2 separate regions of the Homo sapiens genome follow, and region 2 is linked to region 1. The links are chromatin loops, found by intact Hi-C in ENCODE. Cell type or tissue: gastrocnemius medialis. All regions are shown on one strand. Region 1 overlaps TTC7B (tetratricopeptide repeat domain 7B). Region 2 overlaps TTC7B (tetratricopeptide repeat domain 7B).

Region 1 (8,000 bases):
TTTTCCAAATCTGGGGGCGGGTTTTGGGCCCCTCACTTGCTTTGCAGGCCCCCAGCCCTAACACCATGCGCTCAGGTAGCCTTCGGGAATAGCCCTGGCTGTGTAGACTCTCTGGCTTCACGGATGGCATTATATGAAATGGCTCCCTTCATTATAATGTCACTCACAGGAACTGGAGAGGTCTTTGGAACACGGGCAGTAAGGTTCAAGAGGTGTTTTCAGTTGCACCTGACCAGGTCATCTCCAGCTTAGGTGCCGGCTCCTGGATGCCAATCTGAGTGGAGATTAATAGCTGACGTGGGAGCAAAAAATGAGCCAAACTGGGGTTTCTTGAGGTGATTTATTCCAGCTAACTATGTCAGTTGTTTGTTCGTGCTAAAAATACCGCTAGAAGGATGGGGGAGTATTCCAGATTGTTGACACTTTGACTGAAATGAGAAGCAAAATGTAACTGATATGAGCTCTAACAGGAGCTCCTGCCTGTCATAAAGAAGAGGGAGGATTAGGACACCAAGAGGCGCAGCCAAACCACCCGGGACGGCCACGGCCCAGGCCCTAGCGCTGCCACTCACCACAGCCTCCCAGCTAAGATAAGGGCTGCTAAGTTCTGAAGAACGAGGTATCTCCTCATCATACTTTGGCCCTGAGAAACTTCATTTTGCTAAATAGATGTGGCCTGGATTTTTCCAGGACAGTGGATCTGGGAGTCTAGGTTAGGATGATGCAGCCTTGCGCTCACACTGATGGGTGAGACTGGAGTGGCAGGAACGCCCTGTGAGTGTCCCGGATGTGCCAGCCTTGTGTGCTGCGACCCCTTCTCCAGCAGCTGGAGACATTAAATGTGTTCACATGGGCCAGGTGCAGTGGCTCACACCTGTAATCCCAGCAATTTGGGAGGCCGAGGTAGGAGGATCTCTTGAGCCCGGGAGTTCAAGAACAGGCTGGGCAACATAATGAGACCCCCATATCTACTAAAAAATTTTTTTTAATTAGCCAGTCATGGTGACGCATGCCTGCAGTCCCTGCCACTCAGGAGGCTGAGACGGGAGGATCTCTTAAGCCCTGGAAGGTCGAGGGTCTTGACCCTCGAGCCACTGCACTTTAGCCTGGGCAACAGAGCAAAACCCTGTCTCAAGCAAAACAAAACAAGATAAATAAAAGTGGTTAAGTTTCTAGAACTTCCTTGGTGGTTAAATAACTCCCAGACAGAAGTTTGCCAAAAAGCTCCCCAGGCCAGTGATTTGCCAGGGCTTCATTCCTAGAGAAGACGCGCTTAGGAGAGGAGTCATCCATGCTCTTTAAACCCCCCGTCACTGGTTCTGTTGGCAGACTGGACTGACCGGGGCTGGCATGTGGTTGGGGTTTTGTAACAGAAACCAGGTACTCAGGTTTGATGGATGAAAAGCATATAGACACGGTTTCCAGCTGGCAGCCCATAAGCTGGCATCTGCTAGCAGGGTTGTGTCAGGCCAGTGCACGTTTCAAAAAAGTTTGAATTTGCTGAACTTCTGGTCATCGCACTTGCCTGTTTTGGAAGACATTTGAGTTCTCAGCCCCTGGGGAACCCACAATGGGAGAGGGATGGTTACTCAGTGCTCTGCAGACTCAAGCAGGTGCCCTTTATGGGGGTGACAGTATGAATGGTACCCCCTCAGTGGGTACATTGTGGACTCCCCAGCTCCTTCACTGGAGATGTGTGGAGGACCCGGGCAGGGCTAGAGCACCTTCAGAATGTGATCCAGGGGATCCCTTCAGAAGGAAGGAAGCATTCTGTTCAAGACACGGGCAGGGGTGGCCTTCCTTTGGGGGCTTAATGTAAATGGTTGTTCAGAATTCTCACTGAATTTAAGAACAAAATACATCCTGAAAAATGTCTTCCAAGACATGCTCCCCCAGTTCTTATTGGAATGAAATGAGCACAGAATTTCCTAAGTGCAGGGACTGTGAGAACTCTTCCCTGGGAAGTCTTTTTTCTTTTTAAAATCAGACCATGGCAGGTTAGGATGGAGAGTTATGAATGAGAGCGGTGCTTCTTGACGTTAAATTTGCGCATGAATCCCCTTGTGATCTGGTTACATGCAGATTCTGACTCAGTAAGTCTAAGGTGAGTGGAGAACCTGGAGATTCTTCTATTTCTTGCAAGCTCCCAGGGGATTCTGAGGCTGCCTGCCCTGGACACACTCTGAGTAGCAAAGTATTATTTGACCTCAAGGCCTTTTCCAGCTTTGGGTTAATTGGAAACATCTATATGTTTTCTAATGAACCCCAATGAATAGCACATCAATGCAGCAATTGGGTAAGCCAGATGATCTAAGAATTGTTTATTTCCTGTGTAACCGTTGAGGAATTCGATTATTCACGTGACATTATTGAGGATGTGCATTTTGGGAGGCCCCATGCAGTATTTGGTATCTAGTGGGAATGGTCACATGACCTGTTCCATCCTTTCTCATCCCTTCCAGCTGTTGCCAGAGGGGCCTCGGGGTGATTTGAGGCCTCCCAGCTCCAGGACGTGCACAGCTGTCATCCCAGCATCATAGGCTCACCTGGCGGAGGTCGGGCCAGTGACGGTATTGATTTTCAGTGACAGTGACTCAGCCTGGGACCAGAGGCTGCTGTTTGCAGAGATATAACACCTTCTGAGATTGGGGTGCTTTGGAAACCCAGCCAGGAGAGCAGTGGCTCCAAGAGCAGCATACGGTGGGCCCTCAGAAATGGTGGTGAAAATGAATTGCGATCAGTTTCCTTCCAGCCACATGGGAACCTGAAAGGAATCCCTCCTCCCTGCTGAGGGCCTGGGTCGATGGATTCGATGACATCCCTCTCCTTGGGCAGCACTGGGCTGATCTCAGACTCTCTGTTCCCAGCCGAGTTCTCTGGTTTCACATTCCCATCTGCCTTCTCCCGGTCACGACATGCTACTGGCACATCTCTTTTGACTTCTCTTACCATTCTGATTGGCCAGTTGCCAAACAGCCTTCTCAAGTTAAAATTTCAACATACTTGCCCCCTGCCCCCTTCAGCCTGATCCATTATTTCTCTTACCTGGTGACAGATGCTCACTTTCCTTCGGATATTTGACAGCCAGCCTCACTCCAGCTCCCCCGATCTGGACAGGAGGCAGCAAGAGATGGGGAAGGTATCCAGGGCCCCCTCAGCCGCTGCCCCGCTTGGGCAGATCCCGCATGCTTTTCTGCACAGCCATTTTGCATTCCTGCCTGCATTCAGTAGATAAACAAAGAAAGAGCAGGTCCCTGGCATGCAGAGCCCAGGAGCTCGCAAACACAGATCAGCACAAGATACGAAATGTTCAAGGTTCCCGTGATGTTACCTCTAAAGCAGTTACTAAGACTGCAGCATTCACGGATCACCTAATTAGTGAAGGTTTTGTGTATTAATATGTGTGTTTCTTCCTTGATATAATCAGCACATTTTTTATACTGACACAGAAGATGGGAGGGAATTATTACTTTAGTATTTCTCTGAACTTCTCTAACTTATTTTCATCGAGAGTTCTTCGGACGGCTCAGAATTCAGAAATATCTGCCCTTTTCACTCTATCTTTGGCCCCTGCCCAAGTCTGGGACTCACTGGGGTGGGGCCAAGGCTAAAACTAAACTAGGGTGTGAGGTACTAGAGGTGCATGTCCAGTGGTTGGGAGCAGTTTCCAGCGAGTCAGCGAAGTCTTCCTGGGGAATGGCATGAGACACCGAGCATGGCCCTGACAAGTGCCGCTCTGACTCATTTCCTGAGGTGAACACTGGACAGTCACAATGCCGCGTGCCCCAGAGCTTCCCCAGGGGCAGTTGTGTCTTCTTTCTAAGCCCTGCCCTATCCAAACATAGTTGTTATTTCAAGAGTTATCTTGAGATTCTTAAAATATTCCAGAAGTACAGTAAAATAGTATTTCTATTTGTTTTAATGAAAAGTAAAACTTTGATTAACGAGGTCCTTCAAAAAACCAGATTTTATGTGCACCAGACTTTTAGATGAAAGACAAGTCACAAAACACACACACGCGCACGCGCACACACACATGCACACATATACACGCACACGCATATGCATACAGGCACACTCATGGGTTTTGTTTTGTTTTGTTTTTGTTTTGTTGTTTGAGACAGAGTCTGTCTCTGTCGCTCAGGCTGGAGTGCAGTGGCGCCATCTTGGTTCACTGCAACCTCCGCCTCCTGGGTCCAAACAATTCTTCTGCCTCAGCCTCCTGAGTAGCTGGTACTACAGATGTGTGCCACTACGTCTGGCTAATTTTTGTATTCTTAGTAGAGACGGGGTTTCACCATGTTGGTCAGGATGGTCTCAAACACCTGACCTCAAGTGATCTGCCTGCCTTGGCCTCCCAAGGTGCTGGGACAACAGGCGTGAGCCACAGCGCCCAGCCAAATGTGATTGTTCTTTAAAGAACTGTATATGAAAGATCCCAGGAGCAACACCCTGGTAGCCCAAACGCCTGCTCACCTGCAGCCCTACTCAAGTTTCAGGGCCATCATCTGGCCCAAAACTAGAAATCCTGCCCAATAGTAGTGGTCAAGTCTTTTTCTCCAATTGGATTGTAAATTTTTTGTAAGCAAGGGACTGTATTTTATACCACTTTGTATTAAACATAGCCAGCACAGAGCTTTGCACATTTTGGAGTTTTAAATATTTGGCAATGGATCTTCTTTAGTGCCGCTATCTTCATTAGTGCCAGTAGTATGGTGGGATTTTCAATCATCCTTCTCTGTTTCTTATTCACATGGATTTGGGTTTACATTTCCATTCTACCAATAACTAGTGGTGTTAATTTGGGCAAATTACTTAACTCAGCCTCATTTGCAGGGTTGTCGTTAAGAATCTGGAATTAAATATTTAAAGTGTCTGGCAGCTGCTGTTATTATTGTTATTATTTTGCTTGTCTTCAAAGCAGAAGTTTCCTGGCTTGTAGCTTATGATTTCACAGTTGTGAGCTCTCGTGTTTTTTATAATTATGTTTCCATTTGGAAGGTTTAACTCCTATTACTTAAGGCTGGCTTCAGTGAGGAGTTGCTATTTGACCTGAATCTTGAAGGATGAGTAGGTGCTTAAAAGGCAGAAATGGATGGAAAGAATATTCCAAACAGAGGGAACAGCATGTGCAAACACCCAGGGTCATGGAGGAGAGTGACACATGGGGGAAGCTGACCACGGCTCGAGTGGGGGCGTAGGTGATGGGCAATGGACAAATCCTTTGGTAGCTAAGCATGTGGGTGGACAGGAGCCAGACCGCAAAGGCATTGTATGAAATGCTAGATTTGGGTCATCAGTAATGGAGTTAGATTGGTATTTTAGCAAGGTTCTTCTTTTCTTCATTAATTTTCTGTAAGTTTTTAATGAGTCTGTGAACAAAATAATTCTTTTGGGGGGAAGTGGGGGCAGGGTCTCACTCTTTCACCCAGGCTAGAGTGGTGTAGTGGCATGATCTCAGCTCACTGCAGCCTTGACCTCTAGGACTCAAGCAATCCTTCCACCTCAGCCTCCCGAGTAGCTGGGATTACAGGTGCACGCTACCACAACTGGTTAATTTTTATATTTTTTTGTAGAGACAGGGTTTCACCATGTTGCCCAGGCTGGTCTTGAACTTGTGAGCTCAAGCGATCTACCCACCTCAGCTCCCAAAGTGCTGGGATTACAGGCTTAAGCCACCATGCCTGGCTAATATATAAATTTTTTAAATTAGATTCATGGCTGGGCACGGTGGCTCATGCCTGTAATCCCAGCACTTCAGGAGGCCGAGGCAGGTAGATCACTTGAGGTCAGGAGTTCAAGGCCAGCCTGCCCAACATGGTGAAACCCTGTCTTTACTAAAAATACAAAAATTGGCCAAGTGTGGTGGCATGCACCTGTGGTCCCAGCTATTTGGGAGGCTGAGGCAGGAGAATTGCTTGAACCTGGGAGGCGGAGGTTGACAGTGAGCCAAGATCACACCACCGCACTCCAGCCTGGGCAACAGAGTGGGACTCTGTCTCAAAAAAAAAAAAAAAAAAATTAGAATCATGAACTTTGTGTGGCTAGCTTACAGTCTCACCTGCATCTCCTCTGCCCTCTTCATCGTGTTGACAGTTAGACATATTGAAATGTATTAAATGTTAACTTTTCCCAAGTTTTTCCATAATTTTCTTTTTGCCTCAGGGTTTCCTCAGCACATCGAATCTATATCTTTTTGGTATCAGCTGTAGCAAATGAATGCTGATCATTGTTTGTGTACTCTTCGTTTCTGTGCTAATGTAACATACACCCAGCCAGATGTTTTTGAACAGTCTTGAAGTGTGTAAGCAGGTTCAGCAAATAGGATGACGAGCATCACTGCTTGTTTTCAGTATTGTTTTGTATCTTGTAAACAAGCTGAGGTTTGAGGAAATGATGGAAAGGCAGCACGCTCTGTTCCTGCTTTCCCTTGGGCATCCCAAGGAGTGTTGGCGACGGGCAGGGCAGGTGTTTCTGCCCATTGTACTGCCTACAATTGTGTGGCTTCTGCCCATTGTCCCAGCTGAACCTGTGTGGCTTCTGCCTATCATTCCGGCCATACTCGCATGGCTTCTGCCACTTGTCCCAGCCGTACCCACGTGGCTTCTGCCCATCATCCCAGCCGTACCCACGTGGCTTCTGCCTATAATTCCAGCCATACCCGCATGGCTTCTGCCACTTGTCCCGGCCGTACCCACGTGGCTTCTGCCCATCATCCCGGCTGTACCCACGTGGCCTCTGCCCATCGTCCCGGCCGTACCCGCGTGGCCTCTGCCCATCGTCCCGGCCGTACCCGCGTGGCCTCTGCCCATCGTCCCGGCTGTACCCGCGTGGCCTCTGCCTATCGTCCCGGCTGTACCCCGTGGCCTCTGCTCAACATTCTGGCTATACCCACGTGGCCTACCTGCGTGGCTTCTGCCCATCGTCCCAGCCATACCCACGTGGCCTCTGCCTATCGTCCCAGCCGAACCCATGTGGCTTCTGCCTATCGTCCCAGCCGAACCCGTGTGGCCTCTGCCCATCATCCCAGCCAAACCCATGTGGCCTCTGCCCCATCATCCCAGCCGTACCTAGGCAGCAGCTGTCAGGCTTTCCTCTTTGTCCCTGCTGTGTCCCTGGCTCCTTTTCTCTGCCAGCCTCTCTCATGCTGTTCCTCTTGAGAGGTCTTCCAAGTGCTTTTTTCCATCGTTTGTGCTCAGCCACTCTACCATTGTTCTTCCTGTCTGGTTCTCTGAAATGCAAGCCCACACCTTTTCAATTCCATATCCTGAGTCAAGTGTTTGAAAGCTGTTATTTTATGTTAATTAGAAGTTCTTTTTCCAGCCAAGAAGGCTTGCTCAAAACTGTTCCCCCAAGCTGAGGCTTAGAGACGCACTCTGGCATTCTGTCCTTTGGGTACAGTTAAAGGAACCACAGTTCATTGCTATTAGAGGCACCCCACTGCCCGCTGTGGGGCAGGCACCTCCTCTGGGGGCAGGCGCCATTGGAGGGGAGTTCTTGGCATGGCCCCCAGAGAGCTCCAGCCTGTGCAGCACGTGCACGGCTTCCTGGACCCCCCACAGTCCTCCATGGGGCCTCCCCTTGCCGCAATTGCTTGGCACTCATGCCTTACCACCCTCTCTACCCAATGGTGACCTGTTTGGCAGCTTCTCCTTCCTTTGTCAACTCTCCCAGTTGACCCCTGTTTGGTGAGAGATTCTGGTGGAAAAGTACTCCCATCTTGTTCTGGACTCGGGCAGGCTTCAGCAGGAGCCAGCTTCTGGTGTCTTTAATCCCCACAGAGGCACCCTGAGCGGCTGCCATCCCATTTAGGCAGTCTTGGTAAGGCTTCCAAAGCATTTCCGCTTCTTGGGATGTTTTTGAGCAGAAGCTGAGCCCTATTCTCACATCTAGCCTCGCTCTTTATGCTCATCTGCTTGTAGATCAGAGACTACATTCCTCCCTTTACCTGGCCCTCGTCCCATCATTCCAGGCTTCTGCAAGCCCAGGCATGGGGAGGC
Region 2 (8,000 bases), 52 kb before region 1:
GCTCCTGGCTTTGCCAGACACTGTAAAGTCCCAGGCCGTGAGAGCTCACTTGTCACTGCTATTGTGAGGGAGTTTTTGCCAGACCCTCTGATTCCTTTGAAACATTTTCTTAGTATTTGGCCAGAATATAGAATTTTAGGTCTATTTCACCACTCATCATTTATTGGGTTTCTGCCCTGTGTATCTATCACTAGGCGCTGTGGCCCTGGCTTAAAACCTTCAGGATCATGTGTGTAGTAATAGTGAATTCCTCAGCAGAAAAGTGATGTATACTGAGCACCTGAGCAGAATGGGTGGGCTCCTGGAATCAAAAGATCTTGAGGGCTCGCGTCCCCTTCCCTCGTTTTATACATGAGGAACCTGAGGCCTAGAGCAGGCGGAATGCGTGCATCACGCAGTGGTCTCCTGTTCCTGCTAGGAGATTGTACTGCCCCCTCCCCATAGTTGTCACCGCTTACCGCCAACCCCCGGGGCAGCCCAGGGGAGAGAAGGGAATCATAACTAAAGCAAGAGAAGGCATTTCCCTTTTTGCCCTCCCCACACATACTGTTTAATGGGAGGTATAAAATGGACTCAGGTGAGTATAGACATGGGGTCTGAGCATAATAACGTACATGCGCGGAGAGAAGGAGGGTTCAGAAGAGGCCAGAACTCATGAGAGGGCAGCTTTCTTGCCTTTGATTAAAACTTTGAATGGTCCACTGATGTTTACAAGAGCAAGTCTGCTTGAGTTACCACCTCTTTTGATCTGGAGGCTCTTTGGTGTCATTGGGCTTACTTCCTCTCAAGGAAGCAGGTTGCCCGATAGTCAGCTGATAACTTAGGGTGGTGTCATTTACATTCTCTACTTGCCTTGGTGCAATCAGGGAAGCACATAGGTGAGCAGGCTGGCACTAGGTGGCATTCAAGTGAACGAGTCTCCACAGGCTTCCCCACCGGGTCATCCATGGAGCCAGCTCATCTTGGCCTCCTGGTCAGCATTCCCTCATCCCAAGTTGGGTCCTTGGCAGGTAGTTCCCTTTGGGCAAACTTGGTTGGTTATGGTGTAAAAGTTCTGAAAGCATGATGACTGTACATTTTAGATTACCTGGACAATTCTGATTGAAAACATTATGTTCCACTGTCAGATGATGTGTTCCAGTCTGCAATTTGGAAAACATGGCCACCTCTCTAAAATGCTTGCACTAAGTGGAGATGTCTTTGGAATGATATCTCCAACTCTCCTGCTTCTTAATTGAAGTGATAGAAACTAATAATACTCAAACATTGAGATCCCTTTGAGACAGTCAGATTTGGCTCTATGGTATGTAATTGCCAGAAAAATCTCTTCAGGGGATGTTGAAATCCAGTGATGTCATCAGTGGATATGAAGGATGAGGTTTCTAACCAAAATGATTATGTTCTTCCTGTAAATCATTTCAGAAAATGTAGGTAGAAATCTAAATGAAATTGCCTTTGGAAGCCTTTTTTCCATATCCTTTGACTTCTCGATTGTTTAGTTTTTAGACAGAAAATGAATGTGCTCAATTTCAAAACCAAAATGAAAATTGCTGTGTTTTTTGGATGTCAGAAAATTGTGTTCTTTGTTGGTACTGACTTTAATTCAGAAGCATGAATTTGTCCGTCGCTTCTCCACCTACAAGGTATCATTTAGAATTGTGCTGTTTTCTAACTACAAATCAAATTAGTTTCCCCTAGGAGAATGGGATTATAAGAACTTGATTTGCAGAACTACCACTGAGGCAATATTCTGGGATATTTATTATTTGTGGGTCTGTTTGAGGTTCTATATTGTACCTTTTTAATCAAAAGATACTGATACTTTCTCTAAAAATGAAAAGAATGCATTTAGTATAACTTGAAAGTCTCTCATAAATAGTATGTTTGTTTTGTTCTCTTCCAGGCATTGGTCTCAGTATGGAACATATATAGCAAATAAATAAAATGAGACCATTTGCAACAGGCCCCTGTTTCCTTCAGAGCTGCTTTTTTTGGGCTCAAGAGGGACTCCTAACAAGAAAAACTTAGAATGAAATCTTCAAAAGCAGGCTTGTTTCCGTAAGAGATGACTCACTTTGTAGGAAGTGGCCTGTCTTATATATTCTTATTTGTCTTTGACATTTAACAGCAAGGAGTTTTAAAGTGAGTAAGTACTGATGGGTGGCTAAAAGTAAATGCCTTGGACTCACACACAAAGAAAATGCATTTTGTCTCATTAGTGAGAGGGAAGGTGTGTGTGTGGCCTTTCTGAATGTCAGGGGGAAGATCAACGTCAGCCTGCCGGGACAAGTGACCCCGGAACCTCATGTACCACTTTCACAGGAAAGACTGGGGGGGCCTTTCTCTGCTCCTACAGACAGATGGATCTGCAGACTTCTGTTAATTAGCAGAGGGAAAAAGGCAGGCGAAATCTAACTTTGTTGATTCTGAACTTCCTATTAGGGAAAAGAGGAAAATGAGCTAGCTGTTGAGTCTCAGACATGTGATATATTTGGAGGAATCTGTAGAGAAATTAAATTTTAGAAGTAATGGAAACAAGTTGCTGTAAAGAGCATTTGATTTCTGGATAGATGAGATTAATAAGTTTGAATGTGCCTGATGTATTTCTGTGCTAAGCATAGAAAATTGACGGTGTTCTCTTGAGTCCTCTGTGTTAATATCTTTTAAAGTAAAAATCTGCTTTCTTCTTGTTTTCTCTTATATATCTGTGTTGTGCTTCCTTAAACAAGATTGAACTCATCTTTGTGTTCTGTTCCAGTGAAGATGTCATATAGGGATTTGAATGTTGCTTGGTGATAGAGGAAAAGTAAGATATATCTCTGTAGGACTCATGGAACTTGATGACACAATTGGGTGTTGGGAAATGCAGGGCTGGGAATTTTCTCCCACTCTTTAATGTAGAGCAGAAGCAGGATTCACGAGTGAGGTGCAGCAGGGCCTCACTTGATGGATGATTCGGCTGCTCTAGAGCGCAGCTGCGTCTTCTATGAGGCTGGCTATGAACCCGAGGCCAGGGAAAACTTTGTATCGGCTGCCAAGGCTTCCTCCAGATGCCTGTCGACAGGTACAGGTGCCCTCTAGGTTCACACTTCCAGGACTTCAGTGTTTGGATCATCCCGTATATCATGTTCTGCGGTGCCCAGGGGATTTTGAATAAATAACCCAAGATGACAGGCCTCTGCTCATTCCTACCCTTGTCTCCATTCCCTTCGCAAATTGGTAGGGGCAGGAGGGCCTAGGTGGACTCCCCGCCATGCAGCACTAGGTTCTCTCTCCATCTGCTTCTCTATTCCATGTTTTTTCAGGCCAACCGGGACGCTGTGCTGAGCAGGATACCTGAACACAAGAGTGACCGCCTCATCAGTCTGCAGAGTGCATCTGTGGTCTATGACTTACTCACCATTGCTCTTGGAAGAAGAGGCCAGTATGAGATGCTGTCAGAGGTACAGCTGCTGAGTCTGGTTGACATCCAGGTGGTGGGTGGCAGTTGCACGGTGACCCCAGGGAAGCGCTGTGAGACCTGGTCCTGGGCCCCCCTCTATTAGTGGCAGCCATGTGATCTTGGGCCAGTCACTTAACTTTGGTTTTCTCCCCTGTAGAATGGGCCTTGGGCTAAATGATTAGGTGGTGGAATTGATCTAGTCTTTTACCATGAGAGTTCCATAACCCACCAGGCTGTGAGTTTGTGTGTGAGGGAAGGCAAACATTTCTCAAGCAGTTTCTCTTTCCACCAACTGAAAATCTCCCATCTGTGATATTAATTTCCTCATAGAACAGGTTTCCTTTAAAGTATCAATGTGTACAGTGAAATCGCCAGTGGCCTGACAATTTCAGGCACAGTGTGTTATGTTAGCTGGTATAGACCGTTTCATATAAAGGAGACAGTCTTCTTTCAGAGTCTTTTGCTTGTTCAGAAGGGACCCTCGTGGATTTCAGATCTTGTGCAAGGTACTGTCATCTTCTCACTCCCTCAGTTTCTAAGAAACGCTTAGGATGGAGGCTTGCCTCTTTCACAGTTTCAGGAGAAGCTGGTTCATCCTGGGCTATGGTTATGCATTATTAGGTTCCTGCCCAAAATATCAAATTCTACCATGGTAAGGCTAAATAAATAACAAGAAGATCACTTTATCTTTTCTTTAGCAAAATAGAGAAAAAAAAATCCCTATTTTTTAAAAGGAACTTTTCCATGTTATTTATCTTTCTCTTTCTAAATTTATACCCATTGCAACAGCCTCTGGGCACGAGGACAGGGAATGAAATACAGTAACAGATTGGCTGAAATCAGATAAGTGCCCGACTCACCCTCTAGCCTGCCAGTGCATCGCCACATTAGGCAGGAACCTTGGGGAAACAGATGAGCCTGTGTGGCTTGAATCTTTTTTTAGTCCATGGTTTGGTGACTCTACAGGGCAGTGGTTACTCAGCCTCACAATCTGGCCTGACAAAGCAGTGTGTGCAGATGCCCCCACCACATGCGGCTCAGCCCCGGGACTCAGTCCAGGCTTAGGATTGGCCTAGGTTGCTCATCACTAAATGGATCGAACCTCTCCCGGTACCTTGATTTCCTGGACCCCCCTTCTCCCCACCACCTAAGTTCCTGTCAGCTGTGTCCACCACAAAGCCTGTCACTGGGGACCATGCCACCCAGCTCACAGTTGAATTCCTTTAAGGTGAATTCGTTCCTCCAGACAAAACACATTATCACCTCTCTAGGTTCAAGGATGACAGTGGTACGCACACATCTACTTCCATCCTATTGGGTAGCAATGTTGCCTTTCCCCAGCTCGAAATCTCCTAGGTCCAAAACAAGAGTGAGGAGCTTGAGGTGTCTGGCCCTGTTGACTGGCTGGGTGGTCTCTGCCCCTGGGCTTCCCATTGTTCTGTGAACGTTCTAGGGGGTGGTCATCACCCTGGTGGTTTCCTCTGCAAGCTGTGGCTCCGGGGCCTGTGCCTGCTCCTGGCACAGAATACTAGGACCTTGTTTTCACCCAGATGACTTCTGTCTTGATATCATATGTAGCTCCCACCTCGTGGTGGTCACCTGCCTCCCAAATGACTGGGTAGTGTAGTTGCGGGAACCTTTGCAAGTCAGAACTTCACTCCCCTAGTCACATTGCAAAAGGTGGTGCAGTGCCAAAGGTTGCCTCGGGGAAGCTGGAATAGGAGGGTAGAAGAAAGGCAAATTTGTTACTGTATCTCCCCCAGAGCCTTTTGAATTTTATACCATATCTGTGTTTTATCTTCTAAAAATCTCAACCAACTGATGAAATATATGAAATGGAAGATGTTTATTTCTTCAACACATGTATGTACTATCACCTCTTCTGTGCCAGGGGCTCTGATTAAGGCCAGGGATACAGCCAGGAGCAAGGTGTGGCCCCTGCTCACAAGCTGCCCCCAGCCTGGAGCTGCCAGGTGTGACAAGCAGCTGTGGCCCATGTGCTGACGGGGGCGGGCCCAGCACAAGCTCTGCATGCCTTATCTAGGGGTTGGATACTTGGCTTCAGCCTTGCCTGTGCCTACCACTTAGGCAATTGGAGCGAGCATTCACCAACTGTGTTGTCTCAGATCATCCGACTAAAACGGTCGATGTTGTAGGAGAAAGATGAAAGCTCACAGCATCTCAAGGCTGCCTGGCCCATGGTTGGATAGCTCAGTTACTGAAGATAGGGGTTAGGTCCACCCTTTGCTGAGTGTGGGCCCTCTCTCCCTCCCTCTGTCCGAGGCCACATCCTACTCTGGGTGTCCCACTTGTCTTACTTCCTCATTTACTGGGGTTTTTCTGAATCCACTTTTTTTTCCTCCTCATCTGCCTTTCCATTTTCTCAGGACTTTAATTTAAAAGAGTAACTGGATTTTTTTTTTAATTGAAGTACAATTCACGTAACAAACCTAACCATTTTAAAGTGTAGAATTCAGTGGCATTTAGTACGTTCATACCACTGTGCAACCATCACCTCAAATTGCAAAACCTTTTCCTCACCCTATAAGAAACCCTATACCCATTAAGCAGCCACTCTCCATTCCTCACTCCCACCAAGTTCCTGTCAACTATTAATCTGCTTTTTTTTTCTATGGATACTGATTTGGGGTATTTCATATAAATATAAATAGCCAATATTTGGGCTTTGGTGTCTGGCTTCTTTCACATAGCATAATGTTTTCAAGGTTATCCACATTATAACATGGATCAATATTTCTTTTTATGGCTGAATAGTATTCCGTTGTACAGATCTACCACAATTTGTTTTTCCATTCATTAGCTGATGGAAATGTGGGTTGTTTCTACCTTTTGGCTACTATGAACAGTGTTGTTGTGAGGATAACTGGATTTTAAACTTCCTATATTACCTTTCTCTGAGCTCCATAAATGTTAGTAATTATCATTTTTATCATTTGTCTTAGAGATATGTTATATTTCCCTGTCTTCATTTCCTCCACTGTCAGCAGGGCGATCTTTCTGAGACACAGGAATAGACATGCCATCCTTCTGTTCAGAAATATTCGACAGACCCGCGCTCCTTCTTTTTTCTCTTTTTGTTTTGTTTTCCTTTCCGCCCATAATGAAATTGACTTCACTGTTTATCTTTTCGCCATATGCAATAGTCCTGCATGCTCCTTGGAGAATCAAACAATACATGCAAAATATGGAAAAGGAAAGAAAAGTGCCTTAGAATCCAGCTCTCCTGAGATAGTTGACTAATTGACATTTTAGAGGCAATCTTTACATCTGTCTTTATGAATAAATTGTGCATTATGTAAGTTTTGTTGAATGGGACAGTATCTTGCACATTTTATTGTGGATATTCCCTATCTCTCTTCTCTCCTCCACTGGCACCTCACCCATCTCTGCCTCCTCAACCCCAAACTCAGGTCATCAACATAGTGTGTCACAGGCTCTAGAGTCAGAGAGCTTTGGTTTGAGCTCTGGGTCTGCTATGTACCAGTCGTGTGAGCCTAGGCACATCATTAACCTCCTATGCATCAGTTTCTTTTCCTGTTAAATAGGGGTAATAATTGTGTGCATGTATATCTCAGACAGTTGGGAGATGCATATTCATTAATCCATGTAAAGTACTCAGAACAGAGCCCAGCACTTAGAGCTCGTTAAGAGGCAACTGTATGCTGCTGCAGTTACTACCACTGTATATACAGGAGTTACTAGGCACAGGGGAAGCAACAAAGGATACAAAAAGATCTTTTGCCTTCAAGAAATTTCCATTCTAGTTAGGGAGACCACATAGAAACAAACAAAAAGATAATCAAATTAGAGAATACATAATAGTGCAAAGCATGTTAATTGGCAGGTGAATGGAATAGGCCAATTGCAGCAGAGTTTATAGGTTGGGAGTGCCAGTAAGAGATTATGAACAATGGATATATGAATTGGCTCTTCAAGGCCTGATAGGCATTAAGTGGTCTAGGAGGAGAGAGACCCTCTTCATCCTTAAGCTTGCGGAGCTGTGAAGGCACTGGACCCAAGGGAACAGGAACCCAGGGCTTGCTCTCATGGAGAAGTGGGAGGAGAGGAGCTTGGAAAGAAAGTGTGGGGCCTGATTGTCAGCACCACAACCTGTTGGCAGACTTTACATGTGCCCCTTGAAGATGCGATCTAGACATATCACCGTGTGGCTCGTGTGTGAGTAAGTCCTCTTTGCCTCAGAAACCTTGCTAGATCTTCTTTTACATGGGTGGAAGCTTTTGTGGACAGAAGAGTTCATAAAACCATCAGTCAATTGTGAGAGAGAGAAGAGGTCTTAACTCCTTCTCACCCTGTCCTTGTGCTTTCCTTCCTTCTCTTGTCCCCAACCAGCATTAACACTTACACGTCAGGGCACAGCATGTCTTCCTGCTTCTTGGCTCCTCTCCTTGGCTGACCTGGGCCCACGGGCACCACAGAGGGTGGGGGCGCCTCTGCTGCCACTGCCAGCACATGTTCCTCTCTCTCCTGTCCTTGGCACCCTTGTGCAGTGGGTGTGTTGTGCAGCGTTGTGCAGACC

Evidence for each region. A loop is a pair of places that touch in the nucleus more often than their neighbours do. Peaks named below come from ENCODE experiments on the same cell type or tissue, not always from the same donor. Only the 100,000 strongest peaks of a DNase experiment are listed, where the experiment ranks them.
Region 2: it touches region 1 in a loop (3-fold over the local background); 10 of 110 quality-filtered maps call a loop at or near these places.

What each region holds. Positions count from the first base shown.
Region 1 is chr14:90,620,138-90,628,137 of GRCh38, reverse strand. All of the region lies in intron 15 of TTC7B (tetratricopeptide repeat domain 7B), which reads left to right. Among named protein-coding and RNA genes, the nearest start is that of TTC7B-AS1, 18 kb to the left of the region's middle. RefSeq lists an enhancer at 2,087-2,719. In gastrocnemius medialis, no CTCF peak of the experiment used is centred here; DNase peaks (open chromatin) are centred at 537, 1,347, 2,887, 3,717 and 1 weaker place; H3K27ac peaks cover 5,510 bases.
Region 2 is chr14:90,671,966-90,679,965 of GRCh38, reverse strand. TTC7B (tetratricopeptide repeat domain 7B) reads left to right here. Exons shown (of 20, transcript NM_001010854.2): 9 at 3,306-3,443. Among named protein-coding and RNA genes, the nearest start is that of TTC7B-AS2, 21 kb to the left of the region's middle. In gastrocnemius medialis, no CTCF peak of the experiment used is centred here; DNase peaks (open chromatin) are centred at 4,355, 5,055, 5,465 and 7,915; H3K27ac peaks cover 7,434 bases.